Linked DNA regions of Homo sapiens: regions 1 and 3 are each linked to region 2. Evidence: chromatin loops called from intact Hi-C (ENCODE). Cell type or tissue: heart right ventricle. All regions are shown on one strand. Region 1 overlaps LONP2 (lon peptidase 2, peroxisomal). Region 2 overlaps N4BP1 (NEDD4 binding protein 1). Region 3 overlaps LONP2 (lon peptidase 2, peroxisomal).

Evidence for each region. A loop is a pair of places that touch in the nucleus more often than their neighbours do. Peaks named below come from ENCODE experiments on the same cell type or tissue, not always from the same donor. Only the 100,000 strongest peaks of a DNase experiment are listed, where the experiment ranks them.
Region 1: it touches region 2 in a loop (2.4-fold over the local background); 11 of 110 quality-filtered maps call a loop at or near these places.
Region 3: a loop joins it to region 2, with 2.2 times the contacts of the local background. A loop is called at or near these places in 11 of 110 quality-filtered maps.

Annotation. Positions count from the first base shown.
Region 1 is chr16:48,277,859-48,280,358 of GRCh38, reverse strand. All of the region lies in intron 8 of LONP2 (lon peptidase 2, peroxisomal), which reads right to left. Among named protein-coding and RNA genes, the nearest start is that of ABCC11, 32 kb to the right of the region's middle. In heart right ventricle, a CTCF peak has its summit at 1,052; a DNase peak (open chromatin) is centred at 776; H3K27ac peaks cover 2,500 bases.
Region 2 is chr16:48,541,018-48,543,517 of GRCh38, reverse strand. N4BP1 (NEDD4 binding protein 1) reads left to right here. Exons shown (of 7, transcript NM_153029.4): 7 at 257-2,500. The coding sequence ends at 614. Among named protein-coding and RNA genes, the nearest start is that of N4BP1, 68 kb to the left of the region's middle. RefSeq lists enhancers at 896-1,396, 1,397-1,897. In heart right ventricle, a CTCF peak has its summit at 1,183 (motif pointing right); DNase peaks (open chromatin) are centred at 247, 1,377 and 2,267.
Region 3 is chr16:48,270,908-48,273,407 of GRCh38, reverse strand. The region is part of intron 7 of LONP2 (lon peptidase 2, peroxisomal); the gene reads right to left. Among named protein-coding and RNA genes, the nearest start is that of ABCC11, 25 kb to the right of the region's middle. In heart right ventricle, a CTCF peak has its summit at 1,543; no DNase peak of the experiment used is centred here; H3K27ac peaks cover 2,017 bases.

The DNA.
Region 1 (2,500 bases), 260 kb after region 2:
GAACTTGCTTCAAAACAGTTGTTGAAAAAATTTAAGTGTCAGGGGAATACTCTAAAATTATTTTCAACAGGATAACTGTAAGTGTCTAATGGGAGAATCTGTCAGATAACCTGAAAAAATGTCCCAATATAAATTAAACTGAAAGTCTAAAGATATTATATAAGAAACTACTAAAATCTTAAATAATGTTCACTATTTTACTCTTCATAGTAAAAAGAACCAGTTATGGAGCCAGAAGGTAATGATCTTACAATAAAAAGTAGCAAAACTGAACCAAATCAAACCCTTACCTCCAAATACCAGGGCTTTTAAGTAAGGTAACTGTACTTTTTTATCGTCCAAACAAAACCCACTTCTGAGACTAAAAAAGAGTGCAATTAATATTAGGCATAAACTGGGAATGTGCCAAGCAAACCAGAATGTATGGTCTCCTGCTTAATAAGACACATGTCCCAGGCCATCCTGTTCTAAGATCACAAAAACAGAAAAAAAACAGGAAGCACGAGGCAGCTCAAAGCACAGAAATAAACAAGAAAAAAATAAAAACTTTCACAAAGTAAGTTTTCCTCAATTTTACAAATCAATTTGCATTAATAATATTTTAAGCAAGGGTAAAAGGGAGGAGGGGCTGATGTGCTAAAATAAGGAGGACTGGCTGAAATAAATTTAGGAAGCAGTCAGATCCCAGATCCCCTCCCCCACCCCAGCAAAACACTGGAAGTTTATTTTCTTAAGAACATAAAACAGTGGTTCTCTGCACAGGGGACCCTGGGCACAGCTGATAAGAACATATACTATGCTGAAAACAAGAGCTCAGGTGAATGCATATACACGGATGCTGAATGCAGTGATACCCCCGACCCCAATCATTCTTCCCCTGCTTGGTTCCCAGAATGATGGCAGCCAGGCCTTCATTCTCAAGGCAAGAGACAGGAAGTCTTCTCTGAGGAATCTGACCATCCTAAGAAGGAAGACTTAAAGCTATTGAGTAGAAGATTCCTCAACCAAACAGCACAGCCAGCTGACTCTATTGTGGAACTCACTGTTGATAAGCCCCACTCCTATGCTCATAGCCTCCAATCAGCCTTTTTGTCCCTTACTATTAAATATAAACACACAAACAAAAATGTCCAGATATCTAATGAAAGACTCTAATATAAAAGAGACTAAAAGAAATATATAATAAACAGATAAAAGCAGCTTAAAGAGAAGTAATTTTTTTCTTTTTCTTTTTAATATACCAAGTGGTCAGAGAAGTAAAATTTTAAAATATATCTATAAGTATCTTTCTCATGGAGATAAGATATATTACAACTATGTAACAAGAACAGGATACTATAAAAGAACATGCAGAGAAAGTTTTTGAAATAATAAATTCAGAGGGTTTTTAAAAGATAAATCTGAGAAAGTCTGCACAGAAAGTAGAGCAAAACATAAAAGTGGAGACTAATAGGAGAGAAAAGATAAGTCTGAAACATAATATCCAAGTCATGGGAGTTCCAAAAAATAAAGGGGAAAAGTCATCAATAAAAGAATTTAAGAAAAATTTTAGAACCAAAGAACAGGAAGAATTCAAAGAAAGAATGAGCAAAAATGCATGAAAAGAAACCCATGCCAAGGCAGATTATTAGGAAATTTCAGAATCCCAGGATAAAGGGAAGAACCTGAAAGTTTTCAGGGTAAAGCAGGTCTGCAAGGATAGGAACTGAATGGAATCAGTTTTACCAACAGCAACACTGGAAATGGGAAAGTGAAGTAAAATGGAGGCAAAGTACAATTCTATAGAAAAATTATTTCCAACCAGAATTCTTTACTCAAATTACTAATCAAGTATGAGGGAAACATAAAGACATTTTCAGATATGCAAAGTCTAAAACATTTACCACTCATGCAAGCTTTCTCAGGAAACTATCAGGGAGTTAACACCACAAAAATGAGGGAATGGACCAAGAAAGAGCAAGAAATGGAATACAGGAGACAGGAAATCCAACATGGTGAGAGGTGAAGGGAGAACCTAGGAAGGAAGCCATAAAACCGGATGTCAAAAACAACCAGTTCAGACCGGACGCTTAAGAAGATAAAATGGATAGAACACCTAAAGTGTCTGAAGGTCTTGACAGAATTAGACGATTGGTGAAAAAGTAAACAAAAGAAACAAGACAGCTAACTCTGAAAATATTCTTAAAAAGTAGAGAAAAACAAAAATAGGAACAGGAAAAGTGATCACAGTTTACCATGTGGCTCCTGCTGTGAAAAGCATTTACATAATCATAATAATGTAAATACTAATATGGATGTATTAGTATTCACAAGAAAAAAACAACAAAAAAACAAGAAAAAAATTCTTATTGCGAGATCTAAGGTATAAAAATGATACAGTGGGGACAACGGAAGAAAAAAGGTAAAATCTTCACCTCCTGTTGGGGGGCATCTATAGAAAATGACAAAAACTAAAAAAAAAAAAAATCAGGAAGTGCAAGATAGCCATGCTATTTTGAAA
Region 2 (2,500 bases):
AGACCTGGGAGGGTGGTGCTCCCTCATAGAGCGCATTGATTCCCTGGCACGCCTTGAGGTGATGTCAGTGAAATCCCCGCAGGCTCCTCTGTGGGTGTCTCATGGCACCATCTCCACCTCAGTCTTGCATCCTGCCTTTGGAAGCCAGGGAGCGGCATCCTGAGCCTCAAGGCCTGCCGCAGGTACCTTCTAAAATAGCTCTATGATTTTTTGTTTACTTATAACCCAACTCACCAGGACTCACTTCCATTCACAGAGATATGCAGCCCCTACTCAGTGCCCTGCCAAATGTGGGCATGTTTGACCCCAGCTTCAGAGTCCCTGGCACCCAGGCAGCCAGCACCAGCCACCAGCCTCCGACCCGGATTCAGGGAGCCCCTTCAAGCCACTGGCTCCCTCAGCAGCCCCACTTCCCACTGCTGCCAGCCCTCCCCAGTCTCCAGCAGAACCTGCCCATGCCAGCTCAGAGATCTTCTGCAGAAACCAACGAGCTGAGGGAAGCCCTTCTGAAGATCTTCCCTGACTCAGAGCAAAGACTGAAAATAGACCAGATCTTGGTGGCCCACCCATACATGAAAGATCTAAATGCGCTTTCTGCCATGGTGTTGGATTGAAGATTGTGCTGAGCGCTGAGCTTGCGCTCAGGGCTGGCTGATCAAACTCAAGCTCACACCTGTACCTGATGGGAATGAACATAATGTGAAGAAACTTATTTCCCAGTGTAAACGCAGTTGTACAGAAAAAAAATGTTTTGGGTATAAATCTGGGTTTTCAAAACCAGCTTTTTTCTATATATAAATTATGCTGCTATTACAGATTTAACATTTTCTGTTAAAGGAAAGTCTACATTTTCTGCCTGTTCAGAACTGTTTAATAGCAGTTACTCTTGAGTGTATTTACCTTTTTATGTTTTTTAAACTATTTTCCTTAAAGCCGAAAATATTGACAAATGGATATGGTTAGCCTTTATAAATAAATAAAAAAAAAAGTGTTGCTTTCTTAAGGAAAGCAAGACGTCTTAAAGTATATTTTCTTGAGATGAGTATGTCCCATCACTACCATGAAGTGTGCTCACCCTTCCAGCCTCCTCTGCCCTCACCCCCGGAGTTAAAGTGGGTAAGAGTTGGTTTGTTCTGCAGTCTTTGGTTGGAGTGTTGTGAAAGTGGACCCGCGGTGCCACTAGATGGCACTTGGTGCCTAGCCATGGTGAATGACCAGGGCGAAGTTAGTCTCACAGAATACCAGGGCTAGAAGACATCGTGGAGCCCATGGAGTCCCACCCTCCTTCCCCCTTCCACCCTGCGCAAAAGGGGACGGCCCAGTGTGCACGCCGTCCGGCCATGCCCACAGCCACAGCCACAGCTGAGGAGTGGCCGGGCAGGCAGCAGGCTCCCCAGCCAGGGCTTGACACGCCCACAGTCAGGGGCCTCCACATGCCTGGCCTGGCTCTGGAAGTCACGTCTTAGCTTCTGAACACCGTAGCGGGTTATGAGGAAGTTTAATGAAGAGCCCGGTCACTGTGGCCATCTTGTGTCCCCAACTGCAGGAGACGCCCTGATGTGGAGTTTGTACAGCTTTGCCAAAAAATGGTTTTCTATTCTCAAAAGTGACCCAAGCCAATAAATAGCATTAGTAGCTTCTGTGGGGGGATCCCAGAGCCCCTGTATTTATTTTCCCTGTGTTTGTCTCTAGTGTCCTCCTAAACAGCCTTTCCTGTGAGTCTTTCTCAGAATTGATATCTTAATATTGTCTGTTCTAGGTGTTGCCCAAATTCAGTGTCAGTGAAGTTCTTTTCCTGGGCAATCTTAACATCTTTACTCTTATTGTCTGGACCTTCAAAGGGCTTTGTATTTTACACCTGCGCCCCCAGGCTGCTCACAGTCGGCTTGCTGCCTGTCCTGCCTGTCCGGATCTTGTCTCCTAGTCCTGAGGAGCGGAGGCTGAGAACTCAGTGCTGGTTTGTAAATGGTGAGGGGACTTGGGGGCATCCCAGAGTGCTCCCTCCAGGCCTGCTTCTTGGTTTTGTTTGATCACTGCGTTCTTCAAGGGATGAATCCAGAGCCCTCCATGAGGCCAAGCTTGTCCTTCAATCATGTTTCCTCTCAGATGCGTCCGTGATGCCTCCTAATGTGGAACTGGTTGTCCATTGTTTGGGCCTATGGCCAAGTCACCCAGCTGTGGAAGCAGAGGTAGAAGACGAGGCCAGCCAGGAGGGCGACTTCAGTCACAGCTCCCATGCCTCAGCTTTGTACCTGTTTTCAAAAGCACAACTGAGGTGTGCGGGCTGGAGCTGTCTTGCAGTGATTCTGGCCTTCTGGCTCATGGTTCAGTCCAGCAGCCTGGCTGACCCACTATTTCTCCTCTGCTTCAGAGGAAACCCAGGAAATGCCCTTACTGCCAGGCTGAGTCTCCACCCATGCTGGTTGGTGCTGGCTAGGCTGAGGGGGCCACCACTTTTCCTGGCTAGAAGCTACTTGACCTTTGATGTTTGAGTTCTGTA
Region 3 (2,500 bases), 270 kb after region 2:
AATATTAAGGCAAGCCTCTCTTTTGCTTCCCCATCTCCCACCTCATTATCATTTAACCATAAAAAACATATCTTTGCTTGTTTTTAAAATCAATCCCCAACTTATCGGCATCCTTCTTCTCATACGCAGGTACTTTTAGCAAAAGGAAAGTGTTCCACACATGGGAAAACAGGGAGAGTGAGTGGCAAAATCGAGAGGATAAGCAAGGACAATAACAAAGCAGCTTTCTTTTTCCCTGGCTTTCTTTTTCCTTGGCTATTCTAAGGCTGCGGAACAGTGGTGCCTACTCAAAGGCTGAGGAAAAACAAAACTTTTCATGAACTCTAACTGTGAGCATGTGACCGGTACTCAAACGTCAAGACCTGGGTTGTCTCCCAAATGCCTCAACTGTCACATGGAACCACATGTTCCCCCAGGCACACCCATGGTTGTGCTGGAATTGTCGGTTGTTCTTTCTCTCCTCCTCCTATTCACCTTCAATTCATAACTGACCTAAGTGCATGCTCTGCCCTCACCCTTTCCTCAACAACTGAACCCCACTACTCTCCACGTGCTTCCAAACAGGGTTTGAAATAAAATTTTTCACCAGGCTTTAATAATTCACGGGGTAGATGGGTAATATGTCCCCAACAGCACAAGGGCAGGTTGCTATAGTAGTTAATCAAACATCTGGTACACTGATGGCTAAGTAACACTTACCAGCAAGGTGTATCTAAAATCAGGCTGAATAGAATGATTCACAAAACAAATCCTTATACTTTTTACTCGGCAACAATCACAGCCTCCATATATACGTTTCTAAAAAGGTTATATTTACAAATATTTTAGGCAATGGTGATTGTAACACAACCTCCTTTTACAAAAGACCCATAAAGTCAATTCTTATTTTCTTCAGACTCAATTTTCTTAATACAGTCACATACACAAAAGCATATTCACTTGAAAAAAAGAACAAATTTTATATGTCAGTAAGGATTTAAAATAGAGATTTATTTTAATCCAGTGATGTTTGTAAGTGGTGAGAACCATGACACTATACACTGTCCATTAGTAGGCAACAGAAAAATGCATTTTCCCATAATTCTGCCGTATAAATTAAGTAATAATGCTGAGAATAGGATAAATATTTTAGAAGGCAATTAAAAAATCAGATTGAAATTTATAAAAACTCATACTGAAGCTTGTAAATCTAAATTTGTCCTCCTGAGAATTTATTAATAGAATTTAAATAATGGTTAAAGCTAATTTTTAGTGAATGCTCACTGTGTGTCAGGTATTGAATAAGTGCTTTCCAAGCCTTATCAAATAATCAATACCAATGTGAAAAGAAATAAGAACAAATTACCTACATGTCACGTGCTTATGATGTCAATTTCACATAGCATTAATTCCACGAACTCACTCTCTAAATGCCATCAAATACTTACTCTGTAGCTAAAATTAGAAGATTTAGGCCCTAGACGCAGCTTCTTTGAGTTTGGTCCAAGAGAAATGCCAATTCCTTTACGAAAGCAAACTATAGCCTCTAGTGGTACATGCAAGAATAAGAAGTCTAGGCAACAAAAATATCTTTTGAAATTGCCAGAAGAAATCACCCAAATCAATTCTCTACTCTGATCTGCACGCCTCATTGTTTATTTACTAAAATCTTGTGATGAGTCTTTTTTAAAATTTATTATTATTATTTTTTTAGAGATGGGGTGTCACCAAGTTGCCCAGGCTGTTCTTGAACTCCTGAGCTCAAGCAACTGCCTGCCTTGGCCTCCCAAAGTGCTGGGATTACAGGCATGAGCTACTACACAAGGCCAGTAATGATACTTTTTAAATGCGTAAGAATTTTAAGTGAGCAAATAAAAGAGAATAAAAATAACCATTTCTTATAGAAAAGTTTCTGAAACAGTTTCCCATCCCTGTCTATGGATAGGGATCCCTTTGAATAAGGCACATAGAAAACAAGATATTAAAAAAGCATCATATTCTTTTATAAGCAGTTCATGGTTCCTACATTTAAACATGTTCTTTAACACATACACTATAGGTATGTTTTCTCACAACTTACAATTGCTATGAATCCCTTAAACCACGAAATGTAAATTCATGCTTTCCCAAGGCAATTTCCATCAGATCAACAAAGAGACCAGTGAGAACAATGAATGCAACATGCAAATCTGATTCTAATAATGTCAGATTAATCAGAAACAGTTTTGTTGTTGTTTGTTTGTTTGTTTGTTTGAGATAATGTCTCTGTCTCCAGGCTGGCGTGCAGTGGGACAATCATGGCTTACTGCAGCCTGGACCTTCCCAGGCCTAAATGATTCTCCCATCTCAGCCTCCTGAGTAGCTGGGACCACAGGTGCATGCCACTGTGCCTGCATAATTTTTTAATTTTTGTGGAGACAAAAATTAAAATTTAAAATTAAAAAATTTAAATATAAATTTTGTAGAGACAAAAGTGTTTCCCTATGTTGCCCCGGCTGGTCTCAAACTGTTAGGCTCAAAC